Regions from separate parts of the Homo sapiens genome. Here all the other regions are linked to region 1. A link is a contact called in ENCODE Hi-C or POLR2A ChIA-PET data. All regions are on one chromosome and are shown on one strand. Each heading gives the region's core, a stretch centred on a gene start or an enhancer-like site at or near the end of the contact. The rest is flanking DNA. Distances are from core to core; before and after follow the strand shown.

Region 1 (3,524 bases), core at 578-3,077:
TATGTATACAATCATGACACAATCACAGTCAAAATAATGAACACATCCATAACCCCCAAAAACTTCCTCAAGCCCCTCTGTATCCATCTTTCCCCCCGCCTTACCCAATCCCTGCCCCCAGGCAACAGCAATCTATAATGCTGTCATTATAGTTTCTACTTTCTAGAGTTTTATATAAATGGAATCATACAGTATGATGATTAACTGAACAAAATTATTTTGAATTATTTTGGGATTGTCAACTAAAGAAAAAAAATCAAGCTTTTATTTTAAGAGATGGAGTCTCACTCACTTTGTCACCCAGGCTGAAGAGACTGAAAAAAAAAAAAGATTCATCTGTGTTTTTGCATGTATCAATAATTCATCCTTTTTTGTTGCACAGCAGTATTCCATTAAGCAGATGTATAACAATTTTTTGATCCACTTCATTCATCTATTGATGAACATTTGGGTTGTTTCCTTTTTTTTGGCTATTGAAAATAAAGTGTTAACTTTTTGGAAACTGTCTCCTGAAAAAGCTAAACATAAATTTACTAAATAAGCCACTGATTCCTCTCATAGGTACATACCTAAGAGAAATATACGTACACACAAAATCTTGTGCACTAACGTTCATGGAAACATTATTCATAATAGCCAAAAAATGGAGACAACCCAAGTGTCCACCAACTGATGAACAAATCAACACAATGTGGTATATCCATAACAATGCAATATTATAAGCAATAAATAGGAATATAGGAGGGATACATGGACGAACCTTGAAAACATTATGCTAAATGAAGTAAGTCTGACTTAGGCCACCGTGTATTTTGTGATTCCACTTACATGAAATGTCCAGAAAAGGCAAATTCATAGAGACAAAATGTAGTGTTTGCCAGGGGCTGGAGAGAGGTGGGGCCGGGGGTCTGGGGAGTGATTGCTGATGGGTAGTTTCTTTTGTAGGTGATGAAAATGTTCTAAAATTAAATAGTAGTGATGGTTGTGCAACTCTGAAAATACTAAAAACTACTGAATTGTGTATTTATTTTATGAGACGGAGTCTCGCTCTGTCGCCCAGGCTGGAATGCAGTGGCATGATCTGGGCTTACTGCAACCTCCTTCTCCCAGGTTGAAGTGATTCTCCTGCCTCAGCCTCCCGAGTAGCTGGGATTACAGGCGCGCACCACTATGCCCCGGTAATTTTTGTATTTTTAGTAGAGACGGGGTTTTGCCATGTTGCCCAGGCTGGTCTCCAGTTCCTGACCCCAAGTGATCCGCCCACCTCGGCCTCCCACAGTGCTGGGATTACAGGCGTGAGATCCACTGCGCCCAGCCAAAGCTGCTATTTTTTAAAAGCGGCAATGAACATTCTTGTACAAGTCTTTGTACGGACATACAGTTTGGGTAGAAGAATAGCTGGGTCATATGCTGGGTGGATACTGAACTTTTTCAGAAACTGCCGCTCCTCTGCAAAGTGACTGCACCATTTTATGTTCCCAACAGCAGTACAGGAGAGTTTCAGGTCTACACAAACCCATCCATACTTGGTAAGACCCAACAAGCTTAACATTTCAAGGGAAGGTGGACTTAGGGAGGCGCCAGCGGGAGGCAACATCAATGCAGTTAGCTACACGGGCCTGAAAACTGGAGGCCGCGACAAGCGTCGCTGAGTGGAGGCCCAGTAAGTCCCACCCACTAGGCCAGCCCGAGCGCGTCTGCCACGCCCTGCTGCATTCCGCGGCGAGAGCGCGCGATAGGATTGGCTCTCAAGGCCCCGCCCCAACAGGTCGCCGCTCAGGGTGACCCGGAAGCAGTTGCGCCAGCAGCGTCGCGCGGCCCAGTTCCCTTTTCCGGTCGGCGTGGTCTTGCGAGTGGAGTGTCCGCTGTGCCCGGGCCTGCACCATGAGCGTCCCGGCCTTCATCGACATCAGTGAAGAAGATCAGGTGTGCTTCGGTCTACGGGTGCCGCCACGGTGGGGTGGGGGATGTCCTAGTAGCGCAAGGGACCGCTGCCGAGCCTGGGCCGGGCGGCCGGGGCTGACACCCGCAGCTGTTCTACACGCGAGAATGGGGAGGCCGGTGGCTGGGGCGCGCGTTCCTGGCCTCGATTCGCACCAGCTCGCCGGCCGGCGGTCCCAGCGCGGGGCCCGACGCTTCACCGCCAGCTCCCTGGTCGGCGTCGGGACTCATTTCTGACGACATAGTACTTTTAGACTGATGAGGAATGATGTCTGCTTCCGTCCGTCAAATGCAGCCACATTCGGAGTGGGAGGTGGTGAATCTGTAGTTAGCATAAGCAGGGTAGGGAAAAGTAATTTTGTGCTAAAGATCAAAATGCCGGGCCGGGCGCGGTGGCTCACGCCTTTAATCCCAGCACTTTGGGACGCCGAGGCGGGCAGATCACGAGGTCAGGAGATCGAGACCATCCTGGCTAACACGGTGAAACCCTGTCTCTATTAAAAATACAAAAAAATTACCCGGGCGCGGTGGCACGCGCCTGTAGTCCCAGCTACTGCCGAGGCTGAGGCAAGAGAATCGCTTGAACCCGCGAGGCGGAGTTTGCAGTGAGCCAAGATCGCGCCACTGCACTCCAGCCTGGGCGACAGAGCGAGAGTCCCTCTCAAAAAAAAAAAAAAAAAAAAAGATCAAAACGCCCGTATTACTGTGCGATCACAGGCGAAGACGACCCGTATTTTACACTTGCTTTCTATTCCTACTTGTATGAGGGTGAGAGTTGTTCTGTACCCCGGAAGTATGGTATCAGTTCAGCTCTTAAATTCTGTGAGGCATACACCTGATGGACCATCCTGATATTTTTAAATTTCCCGTTTGGCGTTTGCTCTTTGGTATACAGGGCTGATGGTTCTCATTTTCCCCATAACAAAAGTTTAACCTTATTTGGTAGGAGTTGAACACGACATCGTATTCTTTAAGTTAATTTTGTATTGCTGAAAATTCTTCTGTGAAGTCCTAACTTTGTCGTTTTATTTCTGTTACTCCACTAACACGGAAGTAACTTCCAAATGATTGGATATCATAAACTTCGCATGGAAGTTTACTTGTCTAAGACAACTTACAGAATTGCGGGAGTGAGTTCCCCCTCTCTCCTCCCCCCGCCCCATGGTAGGAATGCAGTTCCGATGCTCTGAAGAGCAAAGTAAGAAGGGAAAATGCAAAAGGCGGAGAAAAGGTCAAGGATGGGGAGGTTAAGCACAGATAGGAAGATATGAAAGACAAAAAGATACCTGATTAGAAATGGAAGCATGTTACCAACAGTTGGCTGTTAGGTTAACTGAGAAAGTGTTTGGAATTTTTTTTTTTTTAACATACAAAGTGAATGGAGGAAGTTCTTGTCATTGATCGTATCTTAAAGTGTCTTTTCTCAGGCTCTGCTTCTGTTCTTGTAACATCAGTATCGCTGTAGACAGTCCTTTCAGGGAAATATGAAATTGCTCAGGATTAGTTTAACTTTGGTGAAATTCTCAGCTTGATTAGAGTTAAATGGAATTCTTTATCTTTTTTTGTTTTCCTTTGCTTATGCT
Region 2 (3,519 bases), core at 937-3,436, 1.3 Mb after region 1:
CTAAGTGTCCATCAATGGATGATTGGATTTAAAACTGTGGTGTATATATATGCAATGGAATATTATTCAGCCATAAAAAAGAATGAAATCATGTCTCTCGCAGCCACATGGGTAGAACTGGAAGCTGTTATCTTAAGTTAAAAAAGTCAGACACTGAAAGACAAATATCACACTGTTCACTCATAAGTGGGAGCTAAATAATGTGAACACATGGCATTAGGGTATGGAATAATATACACTGGAGACTCAGAAGGGTGGGGGGAGGATGATGAGAAATTAATTAATAGGTACAATGTGGTGATATCAATCTGGTGATAGATATCAATAGATATCAATCTGGTGATAGATACCAATAGATATCAATCTGGTGATAGATACCTTAGAAGCCCTGACTTCAAGACTATGCAATTTACGCTTGTCACAAAATTGTACTTGTTCCCCATAAATTTATGTAAGTTTTTTTGTTTTTGTTTTTGTTTTTATGAGATGGAGTTTCTCGTCACCCAGGCTGGAGTGCAATAGTGCCATCTTGGCTCACTGCAACCTCCGCCTCCCGGGTTCAAGCAATTCTCCTCTCTCAGCCTCCCGAGTAGCTGGGATTACAGGGATGAGCCACCACGCGTGGCTAATTTTCATATTTTTAGTAGAGACAGGGTTTCACCATGTTGCCCAAGCTGGTCTTGAACTGCTGACCTCAGGCGATCTGCCTGCCTTGGCCTCCCAAAGTGCTAAGATTACAGGCGTTAGCCAATGTGCCCGGCCTGTAAGTTTTTTAAAAACCTAGAGGTGAGTAATTATAATAAGTGATATTATTATTATTATTACTCTTAACAACAATGACAATGATGACTGATGAGGGCTAAGTACCAGCTACTATCCAAGCACTTCCATGATTTATTTCTATTATTTCTCACAATGACCCTATGGGTACCCCTATATTACAAATGAGAAAACTGAGGCTGCCATCTTTCTAAGGTCTAAAGTGATTTTCTGGGAGCACAAACAAGAGCTTAATTAATTTTAACAGATAAAGACAGAAAAGGCTTCACAGAAGATTCACCTTTTCAGGGCAACCTAAAGAAGTATGGGTTGGTTTTCTTTAAGCTGAAACATTACGGCAAGAACCTGGAGTAATATCTGCTTCAAAGGGGAGTTATGCAAAGTCAACAAGAGAAGACGTGTAAAACCCAAGCACAGTACCTGGCACAAAGTAGATGCTCCCAAATCTTTGTTCCCCTTCATTGATCCTCTGTGATGGAAGGAACTTGTAGCCACTTTCCTCATCCGCCTTGGTTTTTCAAAAACACCCTTTGAAGTTATAACCTCCTTGGGAGCCAAGGCTTCTCTGAAGCACCCCATTACAATCTTTGCCCTCAACTCAGAACTGGAATGTGTTTGAAAATGCTAACAAGGGCAGCAGCCCCACCTCTTCGTCATTGCCTAAGGTTGTTAGGCAAACACACACACACACACACACACACACACACACACACACACACATGCACACACACTCACACAGTTGCTGGGGAGATCATGGTAAACACAAGCCTCTCTTTTGGATCAGAATAATTGAGTGGTCTCCCTTTGTGGCCAGTGTACAGGAACAAATTAGATGGGTAAATTAGCAGTTCCCGAAGACATTAGCAACCAGCGGCTCACACAGCAAGCGCCTGACTCACCGTGGGGCCTCTCCAAGTCACAGCCTATGAATAGATGCTCTTCCTCCCTCCGAAAGAGAAGCCAGAGTGCCCGGAACACCACAGGGGAAGCTTGAAGACTTGTACCCCTTTGGAGTCTTTTTATTTTAAAAGACCAATTTAATCACCACTTCTTCTGGCTCCTTGAAGATGAAAAAAGTTCCCTTGCAATCGTCCATTCATCAGAGAATTAATGAAGCCTACTCACCAGCAGATGATGTAATCCTGGTGGCTTCCCCCATCAGATCTAGGCTGCCTGCCCCACGGATACCTTCTGGGCTAATTGCCTGCTTTGCACCTGTTCCTTCTCGGGAGGCCCTGGCACCCTAGCACCTGGTGCCTGTGCCATCTCCCCTCTCTGCCAGGACACCCAGAGGCCCTTGTGAATAGCAAAGCCCACTTAACGGCTGAGGGCAGGTGGGGGTATTTCCTTCTCAATTCTGCTCAAGGCCCGTTGCTGTTCTTTGAGGATGTTGCAAATCCAGGGTTTGGAGGGCTGGGCCTCTTGGTGGCCTGGTTGTCTATCTGATAGGGCGGAGCCTTCACCCTTGCAGCGAGCTCTCTCACACCAGATGTGCTCTGCGTGGAATCCTAGGCCATCAGGGGATTCCTTAGCAAGCCCTGCAGGACCCAAATCCTAACTCAGACCCTCATCCTCCTACTCAGAATGTGGAGACTTGTGATCCTCAGTTTGGACGAATTCCAAGAGACCTTCCAATTCCCAGAGGCCATCTTTGGTTCTGTTCACACATAGCTCCCTCTCCCTCCTAGGCCTTCTCCCTTTGAATTTCTCCCCTACACCATCAGCCTGTATTTACTTCTCCTTCTTGCTTAATGCATGACTATATTATCCCAGTTAAGGGGGTCTGCAGGTTTTATCAGAAAGTTCAGAGGCTCACATGACCTGGATTGGAACTTGGCTCAGCCACTGACTAGCCAGACAAACTCAAATAACGTACACAGCTTCTCAGCACCTCACCCCCTCATTCATAAAAAACAGGGACAATGGTACCCACTTTGCAGGGTTGTTGAGTGGATTAAATTAAACAACACAAGGAAAGAGCTTTCCTAAGTTCCAATGCTATGTAACACACACAGTATTGTCTTACCCAGCAATAATTTCGGTGCACGGATCTGATCATCTCTTAATTAAATATTGAATTCTCCTAACACGGTTCTTTTTTTGAACCCCTCAGGGTCTGAACAGTTATAAGTGCACAGAAGTTGGGTCTTTATGAGCTGAATAAAAGGAGACTCCGGCTGTCTTCTCTTTTGTCCTTACCATAAAGCTCTTGTCAGCTGCTCTCCTGGCCCTGCCTCTGACCCTGGGCTTTGGGGCCACTATAGGCTCTCCTTTCCTTGTCCCCCTCTGAGTCCTGAAGTCCTGGTTTGCAATCTGCTGTTGCAGTTCTCTGGAATGGCTGCTTCCCCATGCGCCCCTGTCTGTCAGCTACCTCCCCCGCATGCATGTCTGTCTGCTGGGCAAGGCCCAATTCCGAGGTGACAGCTCACCGGGCCTCACCCACAAGTCTCTTCCAAGCATTAGCAGCCCACCCCAGTCCAAAGATATCTTTTATAGCTGATCTCTGGTGGCACCTCCTACCTTCCAATTAGGAGCCTGTCAACACCCAGGCCATCACTCTTCCTGCAGTGTCTGACAACACACACGCCTGCCGCGGCTGCGCCGGGAGAGTCAAGCAAAATTGTTTCCATGGTGGTGGTGGTGGCCTGAGCACAAGAGTTGAAATCTAGGTGAATCTGAATCTAGTTCTGCCTTCTCACTTTGCAAGGAGGTGTCTTATTTCTCTTTGAATTGGCAGCA
Region 3 (3,044 bases), core at 471-2,970, 1.8 Mb after region 1:
AACTAGGGGGCAGAATCAGTCAATCTAACCAGCTGTTGGGGAAAGACAGCAGCTAGAGACCTAGTCAATCACGGTAAAGAGCCACGGGGCAGTAAGTTTCATTTCAAGAGAGGTTCAGGAATGGCTTGGTCAAGAGATTCAATCTCACCCAATCAATGAACAGCCCGCAGATAGTAACAATGCCACGCAGAACAGGATGGAGATCATTCACAAGTTTACCCTCCAAAAGTCAGACACCCTTAGAACAATCTCTGGCAAGTGCCATGTAATGAACCCTATCCTCAGACCAAACGTTTTCTCCCAAAGAACTGGCACAGCCACCAGCTTTGTCTCAGGAAATTCACTCCCCCAGTAGCCCAGGGCGGGATTTCTTGCCTACCCAGTCTGCCAGTCCGAGGCCCGCGCGCTTACCATTGGCGTTCTTGCCGCAGATGAGATGCTCATAGGGCTGCAAGACGCCCCAGAGCTCGGCGTCGTTGTTGATGACCATCTCCAGGGCCTCAGCAGACACCTCCCCGCCTCCGGCCCCTCCGCCATCAGGGCTGTGGCTGGCCATCACCCTGGCCCGGATCTCCTCCACCAGGTTCTCCATGCAGGCGGTGAGGGAGATGGCTGCGTACTCGTGGATGCGCACGGAGATTCGGGTGTCCACCATCCAGCGGAAAAAGCGACCCACTGAGAAGGTGAGGCCGCAGCGCGCGGACTTGCCCCGGCGCAGCCCGTCGCCGGCGCTCATGCTGTACAGGGACAGCGCCTTGACGGCTGCCAGCGCGCAGCTCTCGGCCAGCGCCCAGCTGTGCACCAGGCGCACGGCGCTCTGCACCTCAAAGCGGGTGCACTTGGCGTGCAGCACGCTCAGGCGCTGCGCCTCGCGGGCCACGCGGATCAGTGCCCTGCGGAGCAGCCCGGCCAGGCGCCTCACCGCCTCGGCGGAGAACTGGGGCAGCCGCCGGCCGCCAGCGCCTTTGCGGAGCACCCGGGCCACGTCTCCTTCGGTCCAGGGGAACTCCTCCAGCTCGGGGAGCCGCGGACAGCGCGAGAAGAGGTCGGCCACTTCGGGGTCCTCGGGCAGCACCGTGTTCACCGTGTCCCAGCTGTTGTGGCGGCTGTTCATGGAGCCGGAGTAGCACCACCAGGCCGCCCCGCGGTGCTGCTGCGCCGAAGAGTTGAGCGCCTGCGAGTTGGACTTGGAGGACGAGAGGCTGAGCGAGCGGCACGAGTCCCCGGCCCCATACCCGGAGTCCAAGGTCAAGTCCTCCAGCGTCTTCAGAGTCGAGCTGTACGTCCCGGCCATGGGGAGCCTGCCGAGGGCGGCGTCGCCGAGCGAGGGGCACTCACAACTCCATGCCCTCTTTCCCAAGTGGGCAGAAACAAGCTCTAGGCCCTCCGGGCCACCCTCCTTCCTCTCTGCGTCGCGGGGCTCGGCGGCCGCATTGCCTGCCCGGAGGCCGCGGGAAGGTGGCCGAGATCCGTGGCCAGCAGGAGCCCCACGCTCCCGGCGTCCCGACTCGCAGCTGCCACTGGAAAGAACCCCGTCGCTACCCCCCGGCACTCCCCCTTGTCCACCTCTAATTCCCACAAGCAGAGAGTCAGTCCTCCACAGAGAAGGAATCCCGGGAGAACAGGGCGGCGGCGGCAGAAGGAGGAGGCGGCGGCGCAGGGCGCAGGGCGCAGCGCGAGTCCGGGACCAGCCGGCGAGAAAGCGCTCTGCAAACTTCTGCGCTGCGCCGGCCGGCAGCACAGCTGGGTACCCGGCTGCGTCCGACATGCAAATAACCCCGGGCGGCTTACCAATCACCGGCCGCGATGGGCGGGGCTGCACCAATGATCTCCGAGGGGGCGGTCACTATGCAGATTTCACTCTGCCTCGGGTTAAACCCCGCGGCGAAGGAGGCGGGGCTGGAGGCCGAGGGTCGGGCACGCGGCTGGGATGGGGGTGGGGATGGGGGGGGATGGGGGGGATGGGGGGGTGGGGGAAGGGCGAGCCAGCCAACTGGGAGGTGGAGGTGGAGACCGGAAAGCAGCGGTCGAAACGATAGCTCCGGAGCTCACGATTTAAAGAAAAATGCAAAGGAAAAGCTACAGGGCGCTGCCACCTTCCCGCCACCCAGGCTTTGGGCGTTCGCTGCTCGCTTTCGAGCCCTCCGCAGCCAGGCGTCCTGGGGTTGGGGCCAGGAGAATGGGGAGGGCCCCATCCAGGCGCTCCACCTCTCCTCCACCTTCCGCCAGGCCCCTCCCGCAATCCGAGATGAAACGCTGGCTGTGTTTGGAGGGAGGAGGGAGTCCCTGCCTCTCTTTCCAAGTCCGTCTGGTTCCTTTGCGCTGCCGTCTAGGCTCCAATAAGGACAGAATTTCTTAACCTGGTATCTGATCAATGGACGGGCCCCAGGAAGCCTGTGAGTGCCTCCGCCCATTTGTGGTTTCACCTGCAGTTTTCTGAGTGCCACTATGGGGAAGGGGCACCAACTTTTGTCAGATTCTCAAGAGGATCCGTGACTTCCCTGTTACCTCTGTGTGACGATACCACTTGCTGTCAGGTGGGTCCTTTTTGTCCGAGATAGACAGTGTTCTTACAGGAAGAATGAGAAGAAGGTGGCAGAGCAGTCCCTCGCCCTGGGCTGAGCTCGGAACACCTAGCTGGATGCAGGTGTTCGCCTCCTAACGCGTGCCGGTGGGCGAGCCGTATGCCCCCGCGGGACCCAGTTCCTCCGGGGTACAATGAGTGGCTGACCTCCAGGCAGCGCCAGTGCCAACCTGCCTCCGGGCGGGTGTCCCAAACGGTCCGCCAGAGCGCTGTTGGTTCAGCAGTCCCATGCCCGGTGCAGGCATGTCCCGCCGCTGCCCTGTGGCTACTCACACGCACGTGCGCAAACGGACCTGTGCCCCCTCCAGTGGAACCGCAGGCTCAAGGCGGGGATTGTGCATTCGCTCTCCCCAAGTCAGCCTCCCCCACTCCTGAATGGCTCCTTTGTGTTGCATTTTACACAGTTCTGACCTTGGGCCGTGAGTTGGATATGAACTAGAAATGTCTGGTTTGTCTCTTT
Region 4 (3,438 bases), core at 660-3,159, 1.5 Mb after region 1:
GCACACCCTACTGTCTGTTGCACACCCAAGTACTCAACTCTGCTGTGCTATGGCAGAGAGGCAGTCATAGAATGGATGTGCATAGATGGATTGGATGTCTCCCAATAAAACTTTAGACATTGGTCAATTCCGAGGAACAAAACAGTGATTTCTGAAACTTTAATGTACACACAAATCTCCTGAAGATCTTGTTAAAATGTAGATTCAGTTAAGTCTGCTATGCAGTCCAAGATAGTAGTGATAGTGGTAGTGAGAGAGGTTGGGCTGAATAAACTTTGAGTTGCAAGGAGCTAAAGGATTATCATCTCCGTTTCTAGCCTCTAGGCCTGGCATAATTGCTCAGCGTAGTGCTAAGGATGGTTTAGGTGACTAAATTTTGAAACTATGACTCCCCATCTAATGCAGCAAAAGCCAAAGTCCTTACCGTGGTCTTTCAGGCCCTACAAGACCAGCCCCCTTTAATATGTTTGACCTCATCTCCTACTCTCTGCTCTTGCCACTATGGTTTCCGTGCTGTTCCTTGAACCCAAAAAGCACACTCCGTCTCAGATCTTAGTACTTGGTGTTTCCTCTACCTGGAAAATTCCTCCTCCAAGGTAGCTGCTTAGCCTTCTTCCTCACTTCCTTCAGTACTAGCTCAAATGTCAGTAAGGCTTTCCCTGACCACCGTTTTTTCTTTTCTCTACCATTTCACTATCTGACATGTATTTACTTGTCTTCCCCTTACTTAGATTGTAAGCTCCATGTAAATATGTTTTGTTCATAATCCCTAGCACTTAAGAGTTCCCAGCACACAGTAAGGTGCTTAATAAATATTTGAATGAATATATAACAGACTTTGCAGCTAACCAGGATATCTTGAGGTCGGAGGCTGCTGTTGTTTCTCCAGGCTCCCTCAGGATGCACTGTTGCCAGTCAGCGTTACTCATTTTATTCCCTAGGGAACAGTGGGTTTGGTAGAACTCTCTTCTAAATCTCTTTTTCATAGAATTTAAATTATAAATTGGTCATTTACTGTTGTCACACAATATTGCGTTGCTGAATTTTCCACTGATTATATTCATTTTATTTCCTCCCAGAACTTGGTTTCTTGTTTTTCTGCTCACTGTCCACACCCACTCCACCCCAAGGCTGGAATAATTCTCTTGGAGCAAAAAAATCATCTTTTTCTTTGTATTTCATTGAACGTTCTCTTTACAGTGTTAGGTAAACCTAAAAAAAAAGGAAACAAAAGTCTAATAATTCGTAATACTCAGGCCTACTGGATGTATAACATCATAGGGTAGCTGAAGACTCTTTGTGAGGCCAGAGCTTTAGGATTTAAAAAGCCACCAACCATGACCGTGTCCGACACGTTCTACAGAGAACTCCTAGGTTACTGGGTGATTGTTTGGTGGGGAAGCGGCGAGTTGTCTTTTTTTCAAAAGACGTTTTGGGGTATGGAGTTTGCTCGCTCTGCATACAGAAGGAATTCTAGAAGCTGGGATCGCACCACCCACCCCACGCACCCCTTACTTGCAGAAACCTTTGCCCCCCAACCCCCACCCCCACCCCAAATAAGGGCTCTTCAAGGGGCAGTTGCCAGCTCCAGAGCCAGCTGCTTGACACCTATTGTCCCCGTTTGGGCGTCAAACGATTTCGCCTGAAGGACCCTAGCGTCGATTGCTCTCAAAACTCAAGGGGCCTTTCCTTCGGCCTTGCCGGGGCCATCCCCACCTGCGTCCAGGAGGCGCCCCACAGCGCCGGGGCCGGGGGACGGCGGAGAAGCTAGCGGGCGGCCTCTTCCGGGCAGGCGTTCGCGCCGGGCAGCCCGAGCGGCCGCGAAGGCCCCCGCTCTCCGCTTCTCCCGCCCCTCGCGACCCAGAGGGCTGCTGGCTGGCTAAGTCCCTCCCGCTCCCGGCTCTCGCCTCACTAGGAGCGGCTCTCGGTGCAGCGGGACAGGGCGAAGCGGCCTGCGCCCACGGAGCGCGCGACACTGCCCGGAAGGGACCACCACCCTTGCCCCCTCAGCTGCCCACTCGTGATTTCCAGCGGCCTCCGCGCGCGCACGGTGAGCGCCACCCGGGACCGAGCCGCTGCAGGGGAAGAGGGCCGCTGCGCCCGGGTGTCCTTTATCTCCGGACCCGCTGGAGCTTCCGAGGGGCTTGCCCCCAAGTCCCCCCACCCCACCCCGGTCATTTCCCATGCCCTTCTCTGCCCCCAAGCCCCGACCTCTCTCTTTCCTCCCTTCTCCGGAAGCCGGCAAAAGCCGGCCCTCCCCGGTAGGGACCGTTGCAGTGGCCGTTGGCGGCCGGCGCGGCGATGCCCCGCCTCCGGCGCGAGCCTCGGAGCCCCCGGGCTGGTAGGCCGAGCCGGCGGCTCCGCGGGGGAGGGGCGGGTCGGGGGGCGGTGCGAGGCCCAGCCGGGCGCCCCGCTGGCGGGTCGCGCGCGCGCCCGCGCACTCTTCCTGCCCTCGAGGCGCGCCGCGCCCCCTCCCCCACCCGCTCGCGTAGGCTACCGCTCGCTGCGCGTTTTGTCCCGCGTCTCGCCCCGTCCGTCTCCTGACTGGCCGCTCTTGTCCTTCCTCCCGCTTTTTCTTCTCTCTCCTTGCGGTCTGAAGATGCCCTCGGCCACCAGCCACAGCGGGAGCGGCAGCAAGTCGTCCGGACCGCCACCGCCGTCGGGTTCCTCCGGGAGTGAGGCGGCCGCGGGAGCCGGGGCCGCCGCGCCGGCTTCTCAGCACCCCGCAACCGGCACCGGCGCTGTCCAGACCGAGGCCATGAAGCAGATTCTCGGGGTGATCGACAAGAAACTTCGGAACCTGGAGAAGAAAAAGGTGCCAGGAGTTGGCGGGGAAGGGAGGGGTGGCTGCGGCCGGGCTCTGCGGCCCCTCCGACCCTGGTCGCTGGAGCCTTCGCTTCTTTTCGTCTCGGGAGCGTTACTAGGTCCCCTCCTCCCACCCCCTGGCCCACACGCCCCGTCTCCACGTTCAGCGGGAGCTTCGTGCCCAGAAAACGGGCTCTTGGAAGAGGCACTTGTCACCTGACTCGGACGCGGCACTGTACCCCAGGCCTCTTTATTACTCTTCCGCTGTGGGTCCGGCTTTTTGGCCTTTAGGAGTGGGACATGTGAGGGTGGGGGCCTGTCGTCAGGACTTCACTGTATGGTGCCCTTCTTTCCGTCTCTGAGGCCCGATTTCTCTGACGAGGGCCCAAAATGAAGAGGTCCCTGCGCGGGGGGCTCCGGGTTCAACCGACCGCCTCGTGGAGTTGGGGCGGCCTGCGTCCTGCAGCCTTGGGGTCTGTCCGCTCGGTTACCATGCACTCGAGACCTGTCGAGCGTCCCCTCTTCTTCCGTAGGAGAGAAGTGTGTTTAGAATCTTAAGGTAGAACTGCCTTTCCGGCAGGCCCATTTTGAATGGGTCTTCGATTTGCTACCCCCGCGCCCATGCGATGGGCT
Region 5 (3,260 bases), core at 733-3,232, 1.2 Mb after region 1:
TAGCTGTTTTTCCTAATGCTCTATCCCCACCCACCCCACCTGCCGACAGGCGCCAGTGTGTGTTGTTCCCCTCCCTGTGTCCAAGTGTTCTCATTGGTCAGCTCCCACTTATTAGGCCAGAACTCTTTGGACCAAACAAATCTGCAGCTTCCCCTACAAGGGCCTTTCCTGCAGTTTGTTCCGGAATGCCAATCCCTAACTCTCCAAAGAGTCCTATCTCCGCACTCACGGCCCCTCCCGTGTTAAGTACACATGCAAAACCAAGGTTTAGTGAATATGTTTCCTAAGATATAGGACATAAGTAAAAAGAAGTCTTTGCCTTTAGAAAGCCTCAAGCACTTCTGGGCTTGGCAATGTCTGTGGCGGTTTGGCTGAGGTTCTTAAAGAGGTGGCCCAGAATTTTCCATGCTCTACTTTTCAAGAGCTTCTACCAGCAGCTGTCAAAGATGAATGCCATTAGGCACCCCACTCTCTCACCCTAAGATCCATTTTATTTAGGCTTTTATCTCCTAAGCCACTCAGCTAATGGGATGTTTTTCTTACAGCTAAGTTCAGCAAACAGTTTCTAGTTTCCACTGTGAAAATACAGAGGCCACAAGTTTTAGGACTGTTTGGCTTGTAGGGGAGGCAGCCTCCCTTTCTGCCTCTCCTTCATAAACTGCCACGTAAATAGCCACATTTTGGCAAACGTTGCCATCTCCCTCAACATTCGGGGCTCTGTGCCTTCTTCAGGGAACTGGGAGTAAACCGCCAGGAGTGGAGAACTTGAACAACTGCTCAGGGATCGCAGGGTACCTGAAATAATTAGCAGCCGCCGCGTTTGTGCTGAGCGCTTTCCGTCAATCATCTCAACCACCCTGTGAAGTGAAGCCTATTGTTTTACCCATCAAGTGCTGTTAAATACTTCCAGAAATGACCAGTGAAGAGCCTGGGTATCACTAAACGGCCATAAAAGGCACACTGCTTAATGTTGGTTTTTTTTGTTTGTTCTTTGTGGGTTTTGTTCGTTTTTGAGGCGGAGTCTCGCTCTTATTGCCCAGGCAGTAGGGCAATGGCGCGATCTCGGCTCACCGCTACCTCAGCCTCCCGGGTTAATGTTGTTTTTTGAAAAGTCAGCAGTCAGACTCTAAGAAGGGTGCGGCCCGAGCCGACCCAAGAAAACAAAACATCACGTTGTACTTAAAACGTCCGTTTCGGCCGGGCGCGGTGGCTCACACCTGTAATCCCAACACTTTGGGAGGCGGAGGCGGGCGGATCACGAGGTCAGGAATTCAAGATCAGCCTGACCAACATGGGAAAACCCCGTTTCTACTAAAAATACAAAATTTAGCCAGGCATGGTGGCGCATGCCTGTAATCCCAGCTACTCAGGAGGCTGTGGCAGGAGAATCGCTTGAACCCGGTACACGGAGGTTGCGGTGAACCCAGATCGCGCCACTGCACTCCAGCCTGGGCAACAGCGAAACTCCATCTCAAAAAAAAAAAAAAGTCCGTTTCGCCCGACACCTGCTTTTCAAAATTACACATTTAGACCGCGAGGGGAGAGAGGAACTGCCGTGACCACGGAGGGCTGGCCTTTCCCCCGGCGCAGTTTCTCTGGACCGCTAGAGCTTCCCTTGAGACGAAAGCGATGGCAGGGGCCCGGGTGCGAGGCTGCCCCCGAGGGAATGGGGGGCGCGACGGGGGTAACGGGGCTGCTTCTGGGAGAGGGCGCGCTCCCCGTTTCTCCTTCCTCGTAGATAAAATGAAGCCAGCGTTCGGCTAGGACACCGGGCCGCGGTGACGGGTTGGAAGGGCCAGGCCTCGGGAGGCTCGCCCGGCAGGGGTCGAGTGGAAAGCGAGGACGGGGGTAGCCCCCACAGACCCTCCGCCCGGGCCCAGACTGCCGCCGCCACCTCGGCTCGGCTCACCCAAACCCCAGCAGGCCTTCGGGCCTTCTTACCTGGCGGCGCCCAAGATCCTCTTCCAGCCTCGAGCCGCTTCTGCGCTCAGCCCCCGCATTCTTTCGCTCCAGCCCGCAAGGCTCCGCCCCCCGGCCCCGCCCCTCAGGATGCCCTTGCCCTCCCAGGCTCCCGGCTCCCGCACCGCGCAGCCGCACCTCGGCAGGAACCTCCTCCTCTCCCTCCACCCCCGCGCGGAGCTCAGCCTCCTGGCCCAGGTTCTGAGAAGGCCGGGTGGCCAGGACCCAATGAGCACCTTCAAAACCCCAGGGAACTGAAAGTTTGGGGCGTCCTCCTCGGATTTGCTATGGGACATAAAAACAGTAGGAAACTTCCAAAGACTTCTGATTTTCCCTTTTACTTTTTTTTTAAGTATATTAAAATGTTTTTCAAAACGTTTCTGTGCGTCTTGCTGGTGCCCTGGGTGCCCCAGGGCCTGGCTATCGGGCTATGCGGCCCTGCTGCAGTCTGAAGCTGCTTCCTACTGCGAGGCTTGGGCAGCATCCAAATAGCCATCAGCCACAGCCGCATCCGTATCCGTGCCTTGTGACTTGTTTGAGACCCAAACAAAATGTTATGCGTTTAAAAGCTTACTGGGCTGCTCGGGGACCAGTGTTTTGAATGAACCTCTTCGAGTGTCTCTATCAACTTAGCTGGTAGCTACTGTTCCCCAGCAGCCACCAGAGGCAGGGACAGAAGAGCAAGACCAGGGGATCCGCCTGCATGAGTCTGTCCCTTCAGGGTGGCCTCGCCTCAGGGACTGGATTGTAGGCATGGTTTCAATAACACAGCGGTGTGAAAGTTTAAGAGTTTTTAGTACTTACGGACCCTGGGTGGTACACAGCTTGCCTAGAGGACACACACACACACACACACACACACACACACACACACACGGAGATCAGGGAGAACAGGGAGAGGGAAGGGAGGAACGGACCTTTGGGCCAGCAACTTTATCCAGTTAGGTTTCCTCTGGAGAGCTCTAACTGGTGGATTTAAAAGCAAGCAGGTGAAAAGGCAGAGGTGGGAGGAACTTGAACCAGAGTTTGAAGCTGCAGTAGTGCCCTGTTATCACATCACTGCATGTTTATCTCTGGCCACCAGCTAGAGCCATTTGCGTGGGGTATAGTACTGGAAACTGTCAATGGTGACTGAGACTTGCTTCTGTTATTAAAAGTTAAACATATTCAAAAATGGATGCTGAGGTAACAAAAAATTATAAGCACTCACCAGAACCGCAACCACCATTTGGAACATTAGTTTTATGTGCAGATGTAATTAGAAGTTTCCATTTGCTATTATATTTGGAAAGTGTCCCACT

Evidence for each region. Hi-C counts contacts between places; a loop is a spot of excess contacts on that map. ChIA-PET counts read pairs that join two places held with the same protein, here RNA polymerase II (POLR2A). Pooled maps may share reads with other maps.
Region 2: a map of psoas muscle shows a loop between it and region 1 (25-fold over the local background). The contact joins the promoter of LMO2 here to the promoter of EIF3M in region 1. A Hi-C loop is called at or near these places in 1 of 168 maps with a recorded cell type or tissue (psoas muscle) and 4 of 50 pooled maps. POLR2A ChIA-PET finds 5 or more read pairs at or near these places in 1 of 52 experiments (MCF 10A).
Region 3: a map of CD4-positive, alpha-beta T cell shows a loop between it and region 1 (17-fold over the local background). The contact joins the promoter of ABTB2 here to the promoter of EIF3M in region 1. A Hi-C loop is called at or near these places in 3 of 168 maps with a recorded cell type or tissue (CD4-positive, alpha-beta T cell, CD4-positive, alpha-beta memory T cell and CD8-positive, alpha-beta T cell) and 11 of 50 pooled maps. POLR2A ChIA-PET finds 5 or more read pairs at or near these places in 1 of 52 experiments (T-cell).
Region 4: a map of ascending aorta shows a loop between it and region 1 (9-fold over the local background). The contact joins the promoter of CAPRIN1 here to the promoter of EIF3M in region 1. A Hi-C loop is called at or near these places in 3 of 168 maps with a recorded cell type or tissue (CD4-positive, alpha-beta T cell, CD8-positive, alpha-beta T cell and ascending aorta), 1 of 37 single-sample maps with no recorded cell type and 15 of 50 pooled maps.
Region 5: a pooled map shows a loop between it and region 1 (7-fold over the local background). The contact joins the promoter of CD59 here to the promoter of EIF3M in region 1. A Hi-C loop is called at or near these places in 1 of 168 maps with a recorded cell type or tissue (CD4-positive, alpha-beta T cell) and 6 of 50 pooled maps. POLR2A ChIA-PET finds 5 or more read pairs at or near these places in 1 of 52 experiments (B cell).

The regions. Positions count from the first base shown.
Region 1 is chr11:32,582,004-32,585,527 of GRCh38, forward strand. It overlaps EIF3M (eukaryotic translation initiation factor 3 subunit M), which reads left to right and starts at 1,828. Exons shown (of 11, transcript NM_006360.6): 1 at 1,828-1,926. The coding sequence starts at 1,885. RefSeq lists enhancers at 1,539-2,191, 1,834-1,983 and a silencer at 1,614-1,673.
Region 2 is chr11:33,889,890-33,893,408 of GRCh38, forward strand. It overlaps LMO2 (LIM domain only 2), which reads right to left and starts at 2,187. Exons shown (of 6, transcript NM_005574.4): 1 at 1,906-2,187. RefSeq lists an enhancer at 1,643-1,752.
Region 3 is chr11:34,356,290-34,359,333 of GRCh38, forward strand. ABTB2 (ankyrin repeat and BTB domain containing 2) reads right to left here and starts at 1,721. Exons shown (of 17, transcript NM_145804.3): 1 at 412-1,721. The coding sequence starts at 1,294. RefSeq lists an enhancer at 647-756 and a silencer at 1,707-1,906.
Region 4 is chr11:34,049,822-34,053,259 of GRCh38, forward strand. It overlaps CAPRIN1 (cell cycle associated protein 1), which reads left to right and starts at 1,910. Exons shown (of 19, transcript NM_005898.5): 1 at 1,910-2,050; 2 at 2,600-2,815. The coding sequence starts at 2,600. It overlaps LOC101929918 (a long non-coding RNA gene), which reads right to left. Exons shown (of 3, transcript XR_931177.3): 1 at 2,498-3,438; 2 at 850-1,212. RefSeq lists silencers at 1,565-1,764, 1,624-2,173, 2,214-2,513 and enhancers at 3,124-3,193, 3,264-3,333, 3,404-3,438.
Region 5 is chr11:33,734,441-33,737,700 of GRCh38, forward strand. It overlaps CD59 (CD59 molecule (CD59 blood group)), which reads right to left and starts at 1,983. Exons shown (of 4, transcript NM_000611.6): 1 at 1,942-1,983. RefSeq lists a silencer at 1,632-2,101.